2 separate regions of the Homo sapiens genome follow, and region 1 is linked to region 2. A link is a loop called in an ENCODE intact Hi-C map of the cell type or tissue named here. Cell type or tissue: heart left ventricle. All regions are shown on one strand. Links, peaks and the distances in the headings refer to the core of each region. The heading gives the core; the rest is flanking DNA.

Region 1 (11,527 bases), core at 1,970-9,969, 69 kb before region 2:
CCACTCACTCAGGTCATTTGCTTCCCCATGATCATGCCCAGTCCTTATTGTGCATGACTGTTTTTCAAAAAGTTCTACCAATGATCACATAGGGCACCTGGGAAATGCCATAATGTGGTCTCAGTGATATGCCCACAGTGCCTGACACACAGCCCATTGATAAGAGTGGAGCTTACAGATACATCCTGACAGGTCCATGCTAATTCATGGAGACAAGTGGGAAGTGGGGCAGGAAATAGCTTGCAAAGCTTTGAGCAATGAATGCAACAAAAGCCACAGCTCTGAGCGTTGTGCATGGGCTAATTGGCCAAGCAAGAGGAGCACATCTGGAGGCCCTGCCAAGGCTTTTGAGGCTCCTGAAGCCAGTGATGCTGAAAGTAGGAATTCCTGCATGAAGGGTTCTGCTTCAGTGGGCAGTCCACACAAAGCACTGGCCCCACTGGCTCGTGCTCCAAGATTGTGGTGGTACTGAGACTGCACAATGGAGTGGGGAGGAAACGGGCTTCAGAGTGAAAGGGGTATTGTAATGCTGCCCAGCCCTGTCTAGGTCTGACTGCCTCACCTTCTAGGACCAGATCCCTGCAGATCCCCTTCTGCTGAAGCTGAGTCATTTTGCCAGCTCTTGCCATCGCTGGAGATAGAAATTCTGAGGTGCTGGTGGTTTTTTGGAGGAACTGCAGGAGAGGCTGTAGCCTGGACCTCTTCCTAGGCAAGAATCTAGCACTCATATCTGCTCCTTGGATTGGAGGACAAGGGAATCAGAGGAGTCAAATGGCATGGTTGCTGTTGGAGGTCAAAGTGGTTTAGGGCTCCCCCCTCAAGGTTGGGCCGCAGGAATGGTCAAGTCCTACCGAAGGGTCAGACAGAGCCACCCAGAACGCAGCTCACCTGGCTGAGGACCCCTGGCCCGCTGCCCAAGCTAGTCTGTGCACTCTCTGGGAGCGGCAGCTCTGCTTCTTGTCCCTCGGTTTGTGCACCTAGGGATGTGCTCCCAGGAAACCACTGGAGCCTTCTTGTTTCTTGTGGTTTACTCAGTTTACTGTGTCCCTCTCTCAGGCAGAGGGGATCACTGAGAAGGCTTTGAGGGTGGGTGGGGAGTGGGGGCTAGCTTTTGTCCTGCAGCCAGTTCTGTAGCCACTGCTATTTCTCTTTCTGCCCTCAGGCCATGCTTATAGCAAAGCTCTGGTTGTTTGGTGATAAGATCCAGAACCCAGTGAGAGGAGGCAGGAGAAACTAGGTCAGGCAGGTTGGGGTGCCAGGTATCTGTCTGCCATGGGCCCCGAGACCCTGAGTCTGAAGTACACTTGGGGTGCAGACCCAGATGGTCCTGTCTCCTGGTCCTCCTCCCAGAGTGCACTGGGGACCCCTTCCCTCCCCGCTTCTGGGTCTGCTATTCGCTCTCTTTGGGAAAGACCCAGAGTCCCTTCAAGCCTTCACTTTCTTCACTTGTGAGATGGAAACCGACTGTCAGAGGTCACTGTGAAGTCAGCTTTGGGAAAGATGAAAGCTAAGCATCAAATAATGCAGCAAGCATTGCTGAATATCCCAGATAAGAATTCATAAAGAAGGTTTTCCTTTTCTTCCACTCCTCATTTTAAAAGCGGCTTTATTGAGGTATAATTTATATACCATAAAATTCACCCATTTTAAATGTACAATTCAATGATTTTTTTAAAAAAACTTTTCTTCCACTCCTGCAGTGCATTGTTGCATGCTTTATTTTGGGTTAAAAAGAAGAGGGCTAATTGAATGTTCAGAAATGTACATTTCTCTTGTCGGCTTTCAGTAAACTCCTGCCCGCTGACTTCCAATGATGAGAAGTCACCATTATTCCCATTAAAAAGCTTGATGCTTGGGCCTTGCCCGAGAAGCCCAGACCATGTTTGCAGAGCATCAAAGCCCAGTTCACCCGAGCACTGCTAATGAGGGCAGGACTCACACCACCATGCAGAGGGATCACATCATAAACAGCCGGAACAGCAGCGTTCAGCCTCAGCTGCCTTCAGCTTGCCATCTGCTGTGTCGCCTTCACGGCCTGTGGGCCTGACCTCCCCTGTCTTCCAAACACCCAGCCTTGAGATCCAAATCCCAGCCTTTGTGCCTGGTCCCAGCCAAAGCCAGGCACTGAGACCCGTGGAAAGCTGGCTGGTCTGGGAGACAGGAAGCCTTGGCCTAACCTCATCTCCAACACTGGGCAAACCCCCAGCTCCCTGGGCCCTGCTTGTCTTCTGTAAGATGGAGCCAGTGTTTGCGTTTTACTTGAGCGAGAAGGGGGACTTCGGCACATCATAGCGGTACTCTTCTTATATCCAGCAAAGCAAGATGTTATGCCTCTGCTTGTGATTAGGCTCCCAAAGGACAATTTTCAGATTTTTGAAAACATCCTTGAATATGTCAAGTGCCCTAATAATGGTAAGTAAATGCACTATTCTGTTGATGGAGGGCTTCCCTTCTTCTCTGTTTCTAGAGTTGCATTCAAACATGAGCCGAAGGTCTTTTGCCAATGGTCCCCACAATTAGGCTTTCTCTTCCTGGAATCCTCAGAGCTGCCAAAAGAACGAAGTGGAATCTGACAGCAAAGAGCTTGGAACCAATCAGGAGGAAGGAGCCCTGACAGTCTCAGGTCCAACACCATTAAAATCCTCTGTGCGAGGACTTTATTCAGCATGGCAAAGGAAATCTAGGATGGCTTCCTCTGACACCTGAACAGTGTTGCAGGGAAGAAGAGAGGCTTCTTCAGGGTGCCTCAGCCCAAAGTAGGGTGGGGTCTGCCATCCAAGAGATGTCCCACTGCAAGGCCAAGTGCAGACTCCATTAGGGGCTGAGCCCACCAGACTGAGGAGCTCTGGAGGCACCTCTGCCCTGGATTGGCTGTGTGACCCTCATCAAGCTCTTAAACCTCTCTGAAGCTCAGCTTGCTGTCGAATGTGGATAATAATGTCTATGTCTAAGCTTGTTGCAAAGATTAAGTGAGATGATGGACACCCCGAAAGTGCTTAGCAAACCATCAGATAGGTGGTAAAGTGTATTAATAGTTTCCTATGGTGCTCTAGCAAAAACCACAAACTTAGTAGCTTGACAATGCAGACATGCTATCTTACAGTTCTGAAAGTAAGAAGTCTGACAGGCATCTCACCGGGCTAAAATCAAGGTGTTGGTAGGGCCATTCTCCTTTCTGGAAGCTCTGGAGGAGAGATTCTGTTTCCATGCTCTTCCCAGTTTCCAGAGGCTGCCTGCATTCCTTGGCTTATGGCCTCTTCCTCCGTCTTCAAAGCCCACCACAGTGGGTCAAGTCCATCCCACATCGCAGCACTCTGACCTTCTCTTCAGCCCCTTCTGCCACATTCAAGGACCCCTACGGTTGCGTTAGGCACACCTGGGCAATACAGGCTACTCTCCCTCTTTAAAAGTCAGCTGAATTCACAACCTTAATTCCCTATGCAACCTTAGTTCCCTTTTGCCATGTAAGGTAACATATTCACAGGTTCCAGGGATTAGGATGTGTACATCTTTGAGGGGCCATTACTCTGCTACCATAGCAAGAGTCCAATCATTGTGTGGCTTTTCCCATCTATTAAAAAGAGATTCTAATACTTCACTCACAGGGTTATAGTGAGGCAAAATACCAATAGCTGACATTTGCAAAGAGCCTACCATGTCCAACACTACTCTGAGCAAAATGGCTCTGTCCACCCCAACACTCACTGAGTGTGAACACACCCCGTACAATCTGGGCAGGGCTGTCATCCAAGTTCTCCAAAGGTGCAGCGCACCTGAGGGCTGCAGGTGGCCATGAGCTGTGAAGGAGCCTTATCTCTGCCCACTCCTCCCTGACCTTGAAGCCCTTTTGGCCTTTCCTCCCTCGTACACTCACTAACAAGGTAGAAAGGAGAGCCCTAGCTGGTGCAAAGCAGGGACTGAGGCAGTCGCCCTCCTGCCTCCCTGTTTCTTCCTGACCCACACAGACGGAATCATTATAGTGTCCAACTGGCTTCCTGCTACTGTTCTTTGGACTTCGGTGTTGGTATTTGGCTACTCTTAAGTGTGGCTTTCAAAACTCCCTAAAGCTGCAGTTCTATTGTTAGTTTGTTGTTGCTTTTATTTGGGGAGGGGGGATTCAGAACCCTCTGAGAAAAAATGTTAAAATTGTTTTTCTTTATAAACTACCCAGTCTCAAGTATTCTTTTATAGCAATGCAAAACAGATTAAGACAGCCAGGGATACAGGAATTTGGCCCTGCACTCTGGGAGGTACTGGCAAGAGTTAGGGAAGGCAACTCCAGCTAGGTGGGCTAGGACTCAGGAAGGGTGGTGGGTCCCAGCAAAAGACCAGAGTCAGTTCAGTCCGGGCTGACATGGCAGACAAAGGACAGGAAGACATCTGACTCTGCAAGCTTAGTCCAGATACTACAGGATGATCTCTCTCCGTCAGAAAAATCCCACTCCACTCCTGACGGGCTGGCACTGCTGGGTCTTTCCTCCCCTGCAAGGGGGACTTCTGGGCCTGGGTGTGTCTGAGTGTGCGGCTAGGATGGCTGGTGCAGGTAGGAGCAGCAGGGCTCAGCATGTGCACACACACTCACAGAAGTGGAAATAGCCTTGATTAGAAATTATGCAGAATGAAAGCTGCTATTAAAGGGTCAAGTTTTTACACTCCATGCCAACTATATAAAGTACATGTGAAAAAACTCATTTTAGAGAGTGACAAATGTCTGTATCTTAGGAATCAGAATTTATATGTGCCATTACTTGCTACTTTAAAGCAACCTTTAAAGCTAGAATTCTGCCTAGGAGAGATATAATAAACTCTGAAGCACATACCGTTATCCCCCCCGCTCCCGCCCGCCACCGAGCTGACAGCCCGGAGCTGACACCCGGACTTCTAAATATACACTACACTGTTCACACATAAAACAGTGTTCCCAGTGTTTCCACACATCAATCTATTGGAATGAACAAGCCGGACCAACCCTGCTAATGTTAAAGAGGCATGCTTCCCTGACACAGACACACGGATGGGAACAGCTGGGCTAGACAGGGAGAAAGCAGTGTGGCCCTTGCCAGTAGGACAGCCTGCAGCCCAGAACAATGCCAGACGCCATGACTCCTTTCAAGGCTCTGCTACAAGAGTCCTTGCTTTGGGAAACCTGCAGCCTGAATGAAGCTGCAAAAATCATATGTACCTTTCATCTGTAATATTACTCTATCATGTGCTCCCCTGTCTCAAACAGCCTCTCCCAGGAAGCCTGCCTGTTTCCAGTTTCTTTCTTCTGGTCTTAAAGGGAAGCGGGGTGCTGTAGGAACAGCAGCAAGCATCAGACTTCACCCAGAGGGCAGTCAGATTACAGATCGTGGGGTCCCACCCCAGAGTTTCTCATTCAGCAGTCTGAGGGGAGGCCTGAGATCGTGCATTTCTAGCAAGTTATGAGAGGATGCTAAGGCTGCCGGTCCACGGTCCCCACTCTGAGAATCTCAGCTGTAGAGGAGGAACTTCCTAGTCTTGGCTCTCAGTACATTCAGTGTGTGGCTGTGGCAAAGTCTTTTCTTTTTTTTTTTTTTTCCTTTGCGATGGAGTCTTGCTCTGTCGCCCAGGCTGGAGTGCAGTGGCATGATCTCAGCTCACTGCAACCTCCACTTCCTGGGTCCAAGGGATCCTCCCACCTCAGCCTCCCTTGTAGCTGCGGTTACAGGCTCCTGCCACCACACCCGGCTAATTTTTTATTTATTTATTTTTTATTTTTTTAGTAGTGGTGGGGTTTCACCATGTTGGCCAGGCTGGTCTCGAACTCTTAACCTCAAGTGATCCACCCGCCTCAGCCTCCCAAAGTGCTGGGATTTCAGGCATAAGCCACCGCACCCGGCCCTTCCTTTTCTTTAGGCTGCCCTTTTCTCATCAGTAAACACAAGGTGATCTCTAAGATCCCTTCATGCCCTAAAATGTCACAATTCTAAGGTGCTCAGATCACTGATTGTGGCTTACACAGGGCCTGGTGGCTTTCACTCAGAAGCAGAATGTTCAATGGAACCACCTGAAGTCACACAGCCAGGCAGCAGCTGATTCTAGGACCGGGAAGTAAAAAAGGGTCTTAATGCCCTCATTCCTGCTCAGTGCTCCCTCCACCACCCGGGAGGGGTCCTGCAAAATGGCTCTGGGGAAAGGCAATCTGCTCAAAGAACAAGTATTTGGGGTGTCAGCCAAACCCCAGAGCCTGAGCCCTGGGCACACCAGCAAACCTCCTCTCTCAGAGACCCCTTAACTGTGTTGGTGCCTGGGTCTAGATGTATAGCATGCACCTGCCCCTACAGGACAGGCAGGTGGGAGGGTAAGCAGTGCTCTGCAGTGTGGAGAGAGAGGATATCAATCACAAGACCCTGGAACTATTAGTACAGTCTCCCACAAGAGAACAGGGTTCCTGCTTCCCTCAGTTATCACTGGCTGTATCCTCACACATGGACATACACACTCAGACAGACAGACAGACACACACACACACACAGAGAGAGAGAGAGAGAGTTCCAGAAGCCCGCAGCAGCCTACAAAAGCTCATCCTGAAAACAGATTCTTCTAGTCCCAAGTGGTTGCTCACTGCTTATAGCAAGAGCATTAAAAATGTGTCATTTCAAAGATGAGAAAAGAACACTTACAAAAACAAACTTGTGAGAAGAAATATTATTCAGTTAACTAGCCCACATCTGATTCTTTAAATGTAGTGTACAGTGCAGAAGGATAAATACGAGCCAGGGCCCCAGCGAGGTTGAGGTCTGCTTACACGTCCCCTGGGAGCCCTAGCTGTTGTGGCCCCAGGGCTGAGCGTGCCATCACTCCCAGCAGCTGTCGGCTCACTGGACGTCTTTTCATTACTGTCCTAAGTCGTAAATCTCTCACCCCCAGCAGTCACAGCTGTATTTCATCAGGGAGAAGTGGATTTGTCCTTCGAAAAAACTGAACAAACAGGCCCTCCCAACCCCAGGCCCTGGCAGGATAGGGAAAGGCTTTGAATCCACGTCAAAGAAGCCATCAAAGGAAATAGGCCATTTTCAAACAAAATCCATTTCTTGAGCATGACGGTAAAAATATTTATCACATGAAAGATGTGAAACCTTTATGCTGTCTCGACGCTCTGTATTATGAATGCAGTATGTGTCCGGCGGAATGTGTGCAAAAACCGTCATGCTCATGATTTTGAAAGGGGGAAAAATTAGTCCTTTCCATCTGGCAAATTCTTAATTTACCAACCCAGTCTTGCTCTGTGAGCACCTGAAGCAGAGGAAGGAGGCAGTCCCGGCCTGCAGCCAGACAAAATAAGCAAAGGTTTTGGACAAAGAAACTGCACGTCCAAGATGTAGTGAATGGGGTCCCAAGCTTATCTATCTCTGTCAGCCATGGGCTTTGAAAAGCATCCATACTGATAGCTCCTGTACAAGGTCAGGCAAGGCTTCTTCAGTGGGTCCCAGGATTTTCCACAAAGTCTAAACTTTCTTCCATAATCATGAGTTTTTGCTCCACAAATGGATTTTTAAAGTGAACAAAAAAGCCTATGCCCAGAAAGATCTTGAGAGGCCAAGCCAGCCTTCCCGGGAGACTCGAGGTCTCCTAGGCTCAGATCTAAGGAGGACTCTGCTCAGAGGCCCTGCAGCCCTGAAGTTCCTCCTCCACACCATGCCTCAAAGTTGGTGGGCACCCAGAGATGGCACCCTGATGCACAGCCTGTCTTGGTCCCATGAACATCTCCTCTTCAGGAAGGAGGCATGGGCCCAGATCTAATGCCATTTCCTCCTGGTGGGTGGTTCAGAAAGAAGCTCCCTCGTGGGCCCTGGCACACTGAGAAAGACACATTGGCTTGCCCTACTTTTTTCTGAGTACCCACAGAAAAGTGAAAATTAAAGTCCATGAATTTGGCATTGTAAATAAAATGAAATTCATTTATTTGATTAATATGCATCAAGATACAGCAGTGCAGAGAGCAGCATAGCCTAGCGGGGAAGTGCCAACCCTCTGAGTCACACTGCCTGAGTTTGGAGCTTGGCTTCACTACTCACTAGCTGTGTGACCTTGTGCAAGTCACTTAACTTCTCTGTGCCTCCATTTACTAATGTTGAAAATTGGGGATAATCATATTACCTACTTCCTTGTGGGGTTATTGTGAGGACTGAATAAGTTAATAACAGAGCCTTTCACATTCTATGGGCAACATAAACACCGGCTGTTGTTACTATTATTGTTACTGGTCAGGTGCTGGGCTGGGAGCTGGGGATGGAATTACGAGCAGTGGGGAGTTGTTGGGGTGGCTGCTTATTATTTCTTGTCTTCCCCACCAGAGTCAAGTACACAGAGTAACTTAGAACATAAGGCAACTTCTCTATCCTCTCTACGAGGACAGAGAGAATACAGATCCCACTGGTAACCTGGGCGAGGTGCCTTGGGATGCCTGAGGAAGGTCTGTTCCCAGATCCTCAGCCCCATTCCTGCTGAGGTCAGGGGAGGAAGGGATGTCAAGGAGGCCACATTGGCACCGGGAGCTGAATGCCACAGTGGGAGGGTCTGTATTTAGACTGATTTCCCCTGAGACTGGGGAGTTGGGTGGGCAGGGTCATCCATCACACTGTGTAGCCCAGGGCTAGGAAGCAGAGATTCCCACCTTATGGAGCTGTCACTGTGCAGGAAAACACCAAGGATTACTCAAAGCTTGAGTGCTGCTCCTCCAGGCTGCACGGACGGTGTCACGCTGCCCTCTGATCCTGGGGCTCGTGATCCGTATCCATGGCAGCTCAGTAGCCACAGAAGCCAAAGCCACCTGGCCATGAGGTCAGGAAGCACAGCTTAGGAAGGGTCTTGAGAATGGCCTCCGGGAACCAGAGAGGCCTGGAGGTGACAAGCTTCTCTGCTGCTGGGGCTGATCAGGGGTAGAGAAATGGAGTGCCCAGACCACTTCATACACTTGCTTCACCCACCTGTATAAGACATACCACGGTTAGCTCCTGGACCATGGACCTGGGCAAGGTCAGCTGGCTCCATATTAACCTCTTCTCCTCTGCCAGGCCCCAGGAGGATGTGGAATTACTGCACGATATTTATGTAGGGTACTCAGCTATCTCTAGGGGAGGGGCTTGCACTGTCATACTGCTGAGTACTTCTGCCTTCTTCCCTGGCCTCACTGCATGGCTCACCAGTGCTCTGCTCAACATAGGGGGTAGGAAGGTCTCCCAGATGTGGATGTGAGCCAAAGTCAGGGCCCAAAGGAACCACAGGAGGCATCCATCCAGACCAGTGCTTCTCAGCTCTTCTCAATCATAACCTACAAAACTGTATTTTTTGCATTTCACCCATTATACGCAAACAGATATAAGGGAAACGAGGTTACAAAACAATCTTTAGCATGACCATGTGTGATTAACTCTGACACATTCTGTTTTATTCTGTAATATTCTATTAAGAAGGAATGCTGTTCATGACCTAGTAAATTGATTTCATGGCCTGCTGGGTGGGTTGTGACTGCATTTTGCAAAACACTGATGTAGATCAACGGACTGCAACCTTTATAAACCAGTGCCACCTTTACGTGAATATTGAAATCCCTACCCTCCTTTCATGTTACTTGAAATTTGAAAATAAATTAGGTATCACAAATGAAAACAAATAGAAACAATGGCCATTTTGAAATATGATTTTTCAAAGTACATGTGCCACTTGACTTTCCCAAGATTTTGATACGGACACCCAGGAAAGGAGGGATGATCCCCCATTGAAAATAACTTATTTACAACTGAGGTTTCCAAAAGAGTCTGTGGAGCCCCCTTGGGGACAGTGGACCCTGAGAGAGGGGTGAGGGGAGTCTGAGACCCCTCTTTCCTCCTTTGCCAGAATAGCTCTAATTCAGTCTGTTTACCTATTAGGATTTTGCATAAGAAACCCTTTAAAGAAAGGGTCTGTGGCCAAAGAAGGTGCTTTGAACCATGAAAGCTAATGAGTTCATCTGTCTCCTTTCTCAGGGGAAACGATGAGGCCAAGGCATTTTTTCTATCAGAGAGGTTGGAGGACTTGCTAAAGATGACACAGAGAGGTAAAGTTGGGGCAGGAATGAGCGGGAAGCAAGACAGAAGGGAGACCTGGGCAGGGTGTTCCTGAGCTCTTCAAACTGCTTCCAAAAGGCCTGGCAATAGGACACACGCAGATCAATGAAAGGACCCATTACTTGGCTTATGTGCAATTTCTAGAAGGCTCAGAGTAGAAAATCTTCTTACCTACTGGGAGTCAGAAGCCCTGATTAACAGCTACATGTGTCTTTGATTAATAAAAGATGGAAAATGAACTGCTCATCTCTGCACACAGGCAGTATGTGCGGAGGAGAACATCTTCCGAACCTGGGGCCCGGGAGGCAGGAGGCCCTTAATGGGGAGAAGATAGACATCACCGTGTGTGCCCACCGGCTGCATATGCTATGTGTGCCCACGGCAGGCAGGAGGGTTCTGCTGTCTCTCCACACTGACACGCAGAAGCCACACTGAGGATCAGGGCTCATAGCTCTATAGCAACTACTACATCAGGTGCTGCTGCCCCAACCTAGGTCACCCATGGCTCCATGGCCAGAAATCTTCCCAGTGCCACTGGTTCCGCTGCAGCTGCCACCCCTGCCCCTTCACAGAGCCCTTTCTTACCCAGAGCCAGATGAGAGAGGTGATATGGCAGAGGCTTTTCTCCCAGCTTCCAGCAACATCCTCTGAACACAGCACAGGCGCCATGCCAGTCTGATGGCCAGATGCAGGCATTTAAAGGGAACCACTCTGTTTGCCAGAGCAAGCCCAGGTCCCAGCCATAAATGTCCCCAAGGGTTGGAATCAGCCCAGGAGACACGCCCACACGCTCATGCATTGTGCACATTCAGGGCACAGACAGGCACCATGGCTGAGAACACAGTTTAACCCAAGTTCTCAACCCTGGCTACACATTAAGTCAACTGGGAATGAGATAATCACATCAAATTAAGAATGCTCAGGCCCAACCCTGGTTGAGTCAAAATCTCTGGAGGTGGGGTTTGGGGCATCTCTTTTGTAGTATTTCCTTTCATTGTTTTCTCAACTCTCCAGGTGATTCCAATATGCAGCCAAGATTTAGAACCACTGGATTAAGGATAGTGGTTTCCAAACTTCAGTGTGTATACAAGAATCCACCTGGTAAGTTTGTTAAGACTACAGATCACCCCGAGATGTTCCATCCTAAGAGATTCTAGGGAAGAAGGTCTGGGTCAGGATAATTACTAAGAAGTCTTAAGAAATTAGCCCCTCCCTAATCAGCAGAACTTCAGGTCAACTAGAAACATCTCAAATCTCAAATAACAAAGCAAGCCTTCCTGTCTTATCCTCTGAGAAAAATACTGTAATCCTTTTATATATCATAAATGTTGTGCTGGTAAAATACCATGCCTTCTTTCAGATGTAGTAATATGTTATCATTCTCCTCTGTCCCACAGCCTTTGGAAGTTTAATAACTTATGACTGCAAGGTCTGTTTTCCTCATCTGAACGTCATAA
Region 2 (11,527 bases), core at 1,505-9,504:
TACAAGTAGACTCCTGGAGTCTTTGATGTTCCTTTAAAAATGCAGCGCTGGTCCCTTTCTGGCATGTATAGTTACTTCTTTCATTGTCTTTCTGCTATAAAAACCAGAACATATGTAGTTATTCATGGAAGTAATAAATACATCATTCTTTCTTTTAAAAATATATTTCTTTTAAAAATATAGTGTATTTGTCAGGGGAGAGCTGGTTATATTGCAGTAACAAAAACACCCCAAATACCGGTAGCTTATATCACAAAGGCTACATCTCAGGCTACACGTCCATCAGGATCACCTAGGATCTCTGCTCCTGTGTCATCATTGTCACCCTTACATTGGGAAAAGAGCTGCTAGAATACCTGTACCATTGACCATTGAGCATATATTGGCTCTTAAATTTTCCACCTGAAAGTGACATGTCACTTCTGCTCACATTTATTTAGCCAAAATAAGTCACATGGCCAAGTGTGAAATCCAGGGAAAGTGGGGAATATTACTCTCCCGCAGGAGCACAGCAGCTGTCAGTGAACAGCAATCCAGTCGAGTCCACGCCACACTCTAAGATGGACAGGTTCCTCAATGTCTGTGGGAGTCTTGCACCTAGACTATGACAATTATCATCTGATGTGGGTACCCTCTCTTGAAGGAGCCCGACACAGGGAAGATGCTTTCTCATTTATAAATGCATTTCTCCAGGCCTTGACACCAGATTGCCAATGACCTTGGCATTCCTGGCCAGGAATGTTTCCTGTCTAGGTCTGTACTCCCTGCATAGTGATCCTTCCAAAAGTCTTCATTGTCTTGAAGGCACCCCCCAACCCCTGTCCCCTGCCAACTCTGCACTAAGGATGGAGACGAGCAGCATCTGCTTCTGCTTCTACAGTAGCTTTTCTCTGCATGAAGAAAATCTGGCACAGAACCTATGTTTCACTATCTAAGACACTTTTTTGATCAAATGTCCCCATGGTCTGCTGTTGGATTGGGGTGTTTCTTTTTACCCCTGCAGATACTTGTTTGCCTTTCGAGTCTCTGGGCTGATGCAGTCAGCTCATTCCGGTACAAAACAGGGACAATAATTATTATTCTTACGTGGTTCTGCAATTCACAGATTTTTCCTAAGTAAATGTCCACATGAGCTTTATTCTACAGAACTGTAAACAGATGCCACAAAGCAGTGTCTCTGCCACCAAGGTTCACCAATTAGAGGTACCAAGCCATGAGCAATGGCCCATGAAATATTTAAAATTCTTCAAGATTAAATATATATTATACATTTTTAAAACCCTAAGTCTAAATGTATTTATAAAGCCAGATTTTATTTTCCATGTTCTGCTTTCTAGAACAGAGCTCTCTGGGCATAACAAATTCCTCCCCTCAGTCTTGAAGAGCCCATCAAAGCCAGGCATCTGCAATGAGCTGTTTTCTATTCATTGCCTGATGGACATCAATTATTCTCTATTTTCTTAAACTGTGAATAGTAAGAGACTGTTAAACTCAGGCACCCTAGCAGGAGACAAACAGCAGAGGCCCTGCCACTGCCCAAACCACCAATACCTCTAGATGCCAGGCAGGCTGGCAGCTGGATATTTGCTGAGCATTTCTGATATACCAGATACTGTGCTAAGCACTTAGCATGGGTTATCTTATTTAATACTCATAACAACTCCATCACATAGGTGCTGTGATTACCCCCATTTTACAAAGGAGGAAACTGAGTCCTAGAGAATGTTACGGAAAGACAGCAGAGAGTAGGTGACATATGAATAGAGTCTTAGAGGATAATTGGAAATTATTCAGGAGTTCAAAAGAGGAAGGCCACCCAAGCAAACTGAATGACATGGATAAAGGCATGGAAATGCAGAATAATATTGTGTGTTTGTGGAAACGTATAGACTAGGAAGGCTAAAGCACAGAGTACTTAGGTAGAATTGCCTAAAATTCCAACTAGGAAGGTCAACTAAGGCCAAATTTTGACGGAACTCAAATGCGGTGTGGAAGAGTTTGGGCCTCTTACTTCAGAGACTAGACAAGTAACCAAGGAGAGAAGTGGGCAGGTGTAAGACAGTAAGGAGTTGTGAGGACTGTGGCAAACCAGAAGGTACACACCTTCAGCTGTAAAGGCAATCAGATTCTTTAAGTGTGAGCTGAATTTGGCCTTTAGGGAATCAGCTTGCAAACTCTACAAGGCAATGAGAAGCTGATAAGGGGAATTAATCAGAGACTGATACTGTCAGATCTTTTTGTTAACAAATCTCCCTGACAAGCATGTGGATGATGGGCTATGCGGGGCAAGACTGAGAACAAGGGAACCACCAAGGAGGTAGATGCAGGAAAGTAGAAAGACATGATGGGAGCTAGGACCTGGGTGATACCAATGGGTAGAGAGAGAAAAGTGATAGATTTGAGAATGGAATATTAAAAAGGAAGAAACTGGCAGGACTCAATTCAAAAAGGATATAGGGGAAGAGGGCATGGGAGTTTCAAAGATAATGCCCAAGCCTTTGGTGCAAACCATGGGGCAAAAATTTGCTGTTAAACCCAGGGAGTGGAGGAGTGAAAGATAAGAAGTGTCATTTCAGATAAGCTGATGGGCAGAGTTTTGACATTCTGCTACTATGAGAGGCCCTCAGGGCTAGTGTGGGTCTTGGCCAAGACACCTTGCTAGCTCCATGGTCGAATGACTAAAGGGTCCATCAAAGAGAACAGCCTCTTCTGTATTCCAGGGGTTTACCAAAAGTTCCAGGAGGTACTACTAGTGCCTTCCCTGTGTTTCACCAGGATACCCATTGATGCATGAGGTCACCAGGTACCAGATGTGATTTCATGTGTCAACTTGTCTGGGCCATGGGGTGCCCAGATATTTGGCCAAACATTATTCTGGATATGCTTGAGGGTGTTTTTGTATGAGATGAACATTTGAATCAGTAGACTGACTATATGTGGGTGGCCTTCATCCAATCTGTTGAAGACCTACCTGAATAGAACAAAAGGCTGACCCTTCTGTGAATGAGTGAACCCCTCCTACCTGACTGTTTGGGCTGGAACACTGGTCTCTTCCTGCTTTCAGACTCTAAATGAACATTTGTTCTTCTTGGGTCTCAAGCCTGCCAGCTTTTGGACTGGAACTTACACCATCTGCTCTCCTTATTCTCGGGTCTTCAGACTCAGAACTACACCATGGCCTCCCATAGACCTCCAGCTTACCAATTTCAGATCTTGGGGCTTCTCCGCCTCAATAATAGTGTAAGCCAATTCTTTATAATAATCTCCTTATATATATATATACACACACACACACACACAGAGACATATGTAGATCATGTTTGCCACATGTGTGCACGTGCATGTTAGAGGGGAGAAGGAGAGAGAGAGAGACTGTATATGAGTGTGTGCCTACGTATGCACATGTACCTATATGTGAATGTGTGTATGTCTGTGAGTGTCTTAGAGATTGACCACATATGTATGAGTGTGTATGTGTGTGAGTGTGTACATGACTGTATGTCTTTACCCAGGTTTAACTCTCCTTGGCTTTCATACTCAGTATGAATTATTCTACAGAAACATTCCTGCATCTTTCTGAAGTTCTTCAGAGTCTGGACCTCAGCACTGAAGGGTGCTTGAGCAAGGCAGCTGGAAGACAGCTCAAGTGTCACAGACATACTGACATCCCACCTAGCAGCTTTGCTTGAAGTCAAGGCCTTAATTGCACCCCAGGGCCAGGCCCTCCATCCCCTCCTCCCCAACACAGGCTCATTCACATGCACCGGCTTGTGATGCCTCTAGTAAGGAGGCCAGGCCAGCCAGAGAGGAGGGAAGGCTGGAGCGAGCAAATTCCAGCCCTAAAGCAACTCAGAGTGGGGAAGGGGCCCCTGGATTCCTGCCATCTTTAGCATGCACTTAATAACTTAAGGCAATTTTTTTTAAGTGAACAAATGCCCTCTGTCCACAGCAAACAGGAAGGCAGTCCTCTTCCCTGGGCTGCTGACGGGGCCCTGTCTCTGCCCCCAGGAGACACCTTCAAGCTGTGGGTGCTGTCAGCAGTCATTAGGGCAACATCAACTGGACCTGAATCCACACAGCACTCTGGGAAGACCCTGCTCAAAATGCCAGTGGGCAGGACAGGCCCGTGAGCTTTGTGATCTGGAGTGCATTTTTCAATTAACCCTTCTGGAAGTCCATCGGACCCAAACAGGCGTGCCATAGGCATCCTCTAGAGGAAAAGGAAAGGCAGGCAAAAGACTAAGGAGTTCTCCAGACCTCCCAGACCACATAGAGCTGGGACTGGAGGCCAAGCTCCTGACCTCCATTCTACCTGCCCAGCACTTGGACAAAGTCACCTGTGGAGCCCTTCAGTGTTCACGACCCAAAGCCATTCTGGTCAGCTGTGCTGCTGGTTGGAGAGCACAGAGTTCTCTTGTCAACCAGCACCACAAACGTACTGTCCACTGGGTGCCCCACAGAAGCTCAGCATGGAGCCATCAGCTCCCACTTCCTGGCAAAAGTCCTACTGAGACTAGCAGGATTGGAAAAGAGCAGAGCCAAGGAGGTAGGGTCAAGTGGGAGAGAGTCTACCAGAGCCTCTGGGGGCCTCAAGGAGACAAAGGCAAGAAAAAGGCACTCACTGAGGACAACACTGTGACGCCATGCCTTGCACCCCAGGCTGAGGCCTGCTCTGAGGACAAGCCCCCTGCCTGCAATAGGCCTTTGCCGGCTGCCTTCACTGTACCTCTCCCTCCTCCTGAGTGTGCTGCTGTAGTAGAAAGAGAAAGACACTACACGAGGATTTATTCTGAATATGTGTAAATCCATAGCTGCCTTCAGCAACAACCAGGCAGCGTAGAAGCCAATCATGGATTCTCATAAGCAACTGAGGCAGCACAGTATACAGGCTTTGAGAAAACCCTGCTGGAAGCCCTGTCCACAGCACAGGGCTAGGAACCCTGCTAGCATTGCAGACATGTGGGAGGGGCTTGGAAGTCTTGCCAGCTGTACCACCACTGCCTGTTCCCCTCATCCTTCCCCAGTCCTGAGTGCCCTGGAGGAAGAAGCTCAGACAATCTGTGCTTGCGTGTACATAAGTGTATGCGAGTGCATACGCATCGGGCTGGTTACTCTCCCCCTTTCTCTGCCAGGCTCTGTGCCCGGGAAGGAGGCCCCTGCCTATGCAGCACCCAGCCTCCTCAGTAAGGCTCAGCCAAGGGAAGCCATCCATAGGGGATCACAGGGTAGCAGAGTGGTCAGGGTATTTCTTCCCCTCCTGCAGTGCTTTGGGCCCACGTCTCCACAGGGACTGTATCTTGCACCAGGCAGCATCGCTTCCAAAGCTCTGGTTCCTACCCTACCCTGGTAACACTATTTCTCCCCTTGTCCAGCCAGCCCTAGGTGTAACAAGAGCTCCCTCCTGCTGTGAGTCTCTGGGTCTCTCACCCTCTCTTACTTGCTCCCTTAACTCTGCCTCGATCTCTTCATTGTGATCCTTTCAGGTAAACAATTTGGGTATATTCTGCTTCGGGCCAGGCCCCTTCTGATAGGTGAGGATGTGTATGTGTTTTATGTATGGATGCACGTGTGTGTGAGTGCAGGTACTATACACCGCAGTCTCTACACACCTGCAGCTGTGTATGCGTGTGTGTCATGAACATATGCATAGGATACACCTTTTTCCTGAACTTTCAAGGCTGACAGCAAGAAAGCTATCTTCGAGCATTCATCTCTGAATCCAAGTGCCCCATTTTCTCCCATTCTGACACCATTTTGAAATGATTAGCCTAGGTCTCTACCTGGCCCAACAGCTCAACACTAAGCCCCTGGAGGACAAGGTAAAAAAAACGCAGGAGAAAGCAGGGAAGAGGAAGGGAGCGGAGAGGAGAGAGGAACAACAGGAAAAGATGACTATCATTCATTGAGTACCTGAGCTGGAGCACGGATTTTACAACCATTTCTCCATTCTAAAAACCAAGTAGACCATCGTTCATCTCTTTTTACAAGTAAGAAACCAGGGCTCAGAGTCTTCGGATAACTATCCTGAAGGCACACAGCTAATGAGCAGTGAGAGGCGTTCAGCCACAGGTGAGTCCAAGCCCTGGCCCTTTCCACTCCCCTGTGCTATTTCTCAGTCTCCCTTACCCAGAACATAGTCATGGCCACACGGTGGGCACTCAATCAATGCTCATAAAACCGAACTGAAGCTAAGAAGAAAATCCAATGGCATTCTTAAATACAAAGACAAAGCTCACCAGTCATGAAGAGAGCCAAGCTGGTCAATGCCTGTGCTCAGATCATCTTGAACAACATAATGGAATATGTCTATGGCTGCAGTCCTGGAAAAACACAGAGGGCTTCCCGCTGAGCTGCTTCAAGGCTGACCCTTGGTCAAAGCCATGCATGATATTAAATTCCAGGACAAGTGCTTTCTGACTGACGCATGGTTGAGAATTGGAGCCTCAGAAAGACTGAGCTCATCCCTCAGCCTACTCTCTTGGCAAGGCCAGGGCAAGCACTCAACAGCAGATAATTTGCAGACAGTCTATGCTGCTGATGGAAACTAAAATGCCAGGTAATTAACTAGATGGCAATAAGGGTGCTACATAATTGCCATAATAATAATTACTGTCATAATTCTTTGGAAGGTCAGATGGCTCAAAGTTTGAGACCTGTTCAGAGCTCAAAGTGGGGTCTGGGCACACCTGCCCCCTCATAGTAACCAGTGCATTGCCCTGCCCACCCCCATCCATGTTACTCCCCAGCCCTTAGGTAATCTCCAGAACCCAGAAAATGTTACAGCTGTCTGGCCTCAGAGATACCTGCCCATTGTGCCAAAGCTGGCAATGAACTCCTGTTCTGTTGAACTGCTACCAGGAATGAGGTAGCTTCTTTAGCTTGTTTCATCCTCAGGGCGCCCTATTAGTGATCTGTCATCACCTGCAGGCTACAGAGAAGAAGCTGAGCTCAGCCAACTTGCCAGCAGTCTCACAGCTGGTCAATGAGGAAGCCAGGATCCAAACCCAGGTACCCAGGTCTGCCTTGTTCCAAATCCTACTGTTTTTGCCATACCTACTGATGCTAACGCCCTCCAAGCCTGTTCCAATGCCACAGTGCTCTTTATCCACATACGTCTCCCTAAGGAGCCACCAGGAGTGAGGCGACGTTCGCTCAGAGACAGACACATGTACCATCTCCAGATCAACAGGACCTGGGCCCCTACGGCACTGAGTCAGGGCTAACCATGGCACCCCACTCTCTCCACACTGCCTCCTACTTTACCTCCTCTCCACAACAGCTATTTATAATCCTTATTTGTACAAACGAAACAGTGTATTCTGGCTTTTTTTCCTGCACTTTAAATAACTAAGTTATGGATAAAAGAAACAGAATGAAAATGTTATCCAATCATTGGCCTGCCCTGGTGCATGTCTGTGTATCTGGTATTTTCTCCCAGTGCCATTCCGAGTAGATGCCTCGTTTCTCTGCCTCATTATCTCCTGCTCTCCTTTGTGCTTCTAAACAAAGGTGACGTGGCATGGGGCCATGACTTGCTTACTGCCTGCCTGGCAGATGGAGTAGGGCTGGGTCTGTCATGTACCCCAGCCCCTCGGGAATTATAGTACAAGACCTAACATGGATTGAGCTGTGTTGCTATGTGCCAGCACTATGCATCATCTCACGCAGCCTCATCACACCCCATGCTAGCACCCCTACGTCACAGATCAGGAAACTGAGGCTTATAGAGGTCGAGTGGCTTGCCCAAGGTCATGGAAAGTGATGAAGCCAAGACTTGAACTAGGGCAACCAGACTTTGGTGTCCAGGCCCTTAGCCATGGGTAATAGGTTCACGCCTTTGACCACAGCTGGTCAGAACTAACAAACTCCAATGGTGACTCCTATCGCCAACCTGATGGCCCCTGAGGGAGGCTGATATTCAAAGAGACACACAATGACCATGAGATCTGCCAGAACCCTCTGAAGGAGGAAGTATTAGCCCATGGTAGGCATAATATGAAAGGAGAATGAGCTACTCACCAGCCATTTTGTCTCACTCTTATCTTGAGTAATGGGTTTCAATTAGTCAGTCAACAGACATTTGCTCAATGCCAACTCCATGCCAGACCCTGTGCTGGATGCTGCTGATGCAAAAGTGAATATAACACAGTCTTGTCCTCAAGATGCTTAGCCAGCCAGGGAGACAGATGAGACAGCAATAGCTGAGCCAGAGCTACAGACATACACACTGAGATACAGGTCTATCCTTGCCCAAGACGTCAGATTACCACCCCTCCTGCCATTCTATGTGACTTGAAAACTTCCACCTTTTCCTCAATCCATTTTCCATTGGCACTTACTTCATTCTATTTAGCAGACAAATAGAACCTGTGCAGTTCTTGCTGGATTCTTGATATATTCTCCACGCTGTGTTTACAAATACAACTGCAGACACAAATTTCTCCTGCCACCTGTCCTGCGAGGTATGCTGGTGGCCTTTAAATGCTGGATTCTGTTGATGTTCCTGGTGCAGCAGCAGCAGTACATGCAGCATGCAGCAGTCTGCTCATGTCCCCTGCAGCACGGGAGGAAAACGGCACAATGCAGTGGGGACGCCATGGGGCAGGGAGCCAGCAGACCTTGTTCGGGTCCTGGCTCCACTACTGTCTTGCTGAGTGACCACAGGCAAAGCTGTTAGCCTCTCTGAACCACCATTTCCTTGTCTTTAAATTGAGGAAATTGAATAAGGAGCTTCATCAGATCCCTTCCAAAGTCCCGTGGAGTATCTGCATGGCTCTCAGCCCACAGTGCAGTGCTTTTTACATAATACAAAAAGAATGAGTGTGAACAGCTGCTGGTGAGGCAGACCCTGGCCCCCGGCCAGTTGGAGACCAGGGCACTCTGGTACCATGGGTAAAAGCGTGAGATACTGAATGAGCAGACATGGTGACCCCTGGTTCTGCCACTGAGCAGCTCTGCAACACAAGGCAAGTCAGTTAACTTAGATGAGCCTCAGTTTACACAGTAACATGGTGATAACATTTTCTGCATTGAGTTGGTGTGAAGATTATTTGAAATAATGTGATTTGAAGCACATAGCAAAGTAATAGATGCAACCTCCAGTATTATTCTTTTCTGTGCTGCCCTTATTGTCCATGGAGGCCAAGTTCTGATGTCCTAGGGCTGACTCCTGGTTCTCATGGGCTCCATTTTCCACAAAAGGGCTACTAAGCTCATGCCAGCTCCTTCCCAGGGAAGAGAACCCTGCCCTGTCCCCAGCCCACAGGCTGGGCTCAGATGCCGTTGGCCAGACCTTCTGACCACCCAGCCGGCCGAGCTTCCACAGCCAATCCCTGCTAGGTTTGCCCGCCTGCCTAGATCCTGTGACTTCCTCCAGGGAGTGATGGTGCTTTCAGCTGCAGCCTACCCAGTAAATGCATTTCCTGCCAGGCTCCCACCTTCCTCCTGCATCTGCCCTGGGGACTGTTGTATGCCATGTTTGTCCTGCTCCCTGGGGCCTCACAGTGGCCTGCTGGCTAGACGTGCTTTCCTGCCTGTTCCTCACTTCCTGTAACTGCCTCTGGAGCCCCCAGAGAAGCTGTGTGAAATCACAAGAGGGCCTTTCCCATGTAGAGGGTGGTCCCTATCCACGGAGGTCCAAGTCCTCCACCCATTTCCCATCCAAACACGTACACAGTAATTCATGGTTTAGTCTAAGCAAGCAGATCTTTCAACCTAGGTTCTCTCTCCAGCTATTCCTGACTATAGTTTTAAGGGGCCTGTACAGGAAATGACATGAAATTATCAAGACCTTGGGCTAAATTGGACACATGGAAAAGACCACTCAGCAATACTAATAATAAAATATTTCATTTATTGAGCTCCAGGCACTTTGTATACATTTCCTCACTGAACTCAATCCAACAGCTCAGTGACATAGGTACTAACATTATCTGTATTTTACAGAATAGGACTGGACTGGTTAGCAAACGAAGTTTCCAAGATCACACAACTGGTAGGTCCAGGGCCAGGCTGTTCAACTAGGTCTGTCTGCTCTAAAGCCCCAGTGCTAAGCCAGGTTTCTATCCTGCCTCCCAAGACAGTCAAGGTGGCTCTGGACCCTCAGAGGAAGGCAAGAGGGAGGAAACCAGGGCTTCCCCTCCTTACACCTCACTAGGATCTGATCAGATGCTGCTATTCTGGCCTCTGATAACTTCTCCCTTCCTGACATCAGCTTCTTCCTCTACAGCTCTGTAGTCGATGAAACCCGCCAAGACCTTTAGCAACTCCGTATCTTAGAAATGAAAATTGAGACAAAAAAAAAAAAACCTCCTGGTCCCTGCATGCCACTTACATAGATCACAGCCAGAATGAGTCTCTAAAGAGAAGGACTTACAGACTCTGCTAATTGCGTTTAGCAAAATGACGTTCAGCTTCACATGTGGTAGGTGCACACCACTGTTATGCCTTGTGCATTCCTGCTTTGCAAAAACAATGACCAGAGCTTCATAAAGTGGTGCTTCAAGGCAGAATGTTAAGGCAAAAAAGAACAGGGCTTGGCCAAAGCCAGGCAGCACCACTACCTAAGTTTCTTATTTAATTTCCTGAAGTATGTGTGGTGCTGGTTCTTCCTGGATTTGTCCAGGCCATCTCACGCAGTTACATTTTTACTCTGCACAGTGAGCAGAATGTTTTATGTTTTATATAAAAATGAATATACTGCTCACTATGGATCAGACACTGTTGCAAGTGCTTTATCCAGATCAACTCTGCTGATCTTCATAATAATTCTATGGGAGAGGCACTGCTGTTAGTCCTGTTCCAAACATGAGGGAACTGAGGCACTGAGAGGTCATCCAGCTTGCCTAAAGTCACACAGTTAATCGGGGTGGAGCTGTGAGTCAGTCTGCATTTTTAACCACTGTGCTACCCTACTCTGTATTTCCTAGGAATCTGTTCAATATACAAATAAAGATAAATATATTGCTTTACCTTTGTAAGGCTTTTAAGATGAATACACAAGTCAGGGAAAAAAAAATCCTTTAACCATAATTCTTTGGAGAATTTAGAAAATGTGGTCACCAGGATACAGGCAATCATGTTTTATAAGGAGAAAAGATTTTGTAGGTCTGCATGGTGTCTAGACAGGGAGCTGAGAAGAAAGGATATGTCCGTGTGTCTCCAGGGCTGCCCAGAGAACAGGAGCTTCACTGAAGACTACAGGCCCTAGTGATTAGACAGAAATAGCCCAGCCATGGAGAAAGTCATCCCTAAGCTGACTGGGTCTGGAGGAAGCAGGTTATAAAACACTGTTTCCCAAAACCCAGTCCTTGGACTTGCCACAACAGAACCATCTCAGGATTTTATTAAAAATGTTGATTTAGGACCTCACCCTGGACGCATGATCAGAATCTCTCAGGAAGGAATAAAAGGGAGCATAACCCAAAACCCTGAATTTTTAACAAGCTTCTCAGATATTTGGATTACAACGAAGTTTGGAATTCTCTGCCCTAAAAATCTGATGGCTCTATTTGCTGTGAGAATCTGT

Evidence for each region. Peaks named below come from ENCODE experiments on the same cell type or tissue, not always from the same donor. Only the 100,000 strongest peaks of a DNase experiment are listed, where the experiment ranks them.
Region 1: a loop joins it to region 2, with 1.9 times the contacts of the local background. A loop is called at or near these places in 3 of 110 quality-filtered maps.

The regions. Positions count from the first base shown.
Region 1 is chr11:11,456,731-11,468,257 of GRCh38, forward strand. The region is part of intron 1 of GALNT18 (polypeptide N-acetylgalactosaminyltransferase 18); the gene reads right to left. Among named protein-coding and RNA genes, the nearest start is that of GALNT18-AS1, 110 kb to the right of the region's middle. In heart left ventricle, for the core only: no CTCF peak of the experiment used is centred there; a DNase peak (open chromatin) is centred at 6,805; H3K27ac peaks cover 1,520 bases.
Region 2 is chr11:11,526,358-11,537,884 of GRCh38, forward strand. The region is part of intron 1 of GALNT18 (polypeptide N-acetylgalactosaminyltransferase 18); the gene reads right to left. Among named protein-coding and RNA genes, the nearest start is that of GALNT18-AS1, 38 kb to the right of the region's middle. In heart left ventricle, for the core only: CTCF peaks have their summits at 5,405 and 9,374; DNase peaks (open chromatin) are centred at 8,861 and 9,380; H3K27ac peaks cover 3,249 bases.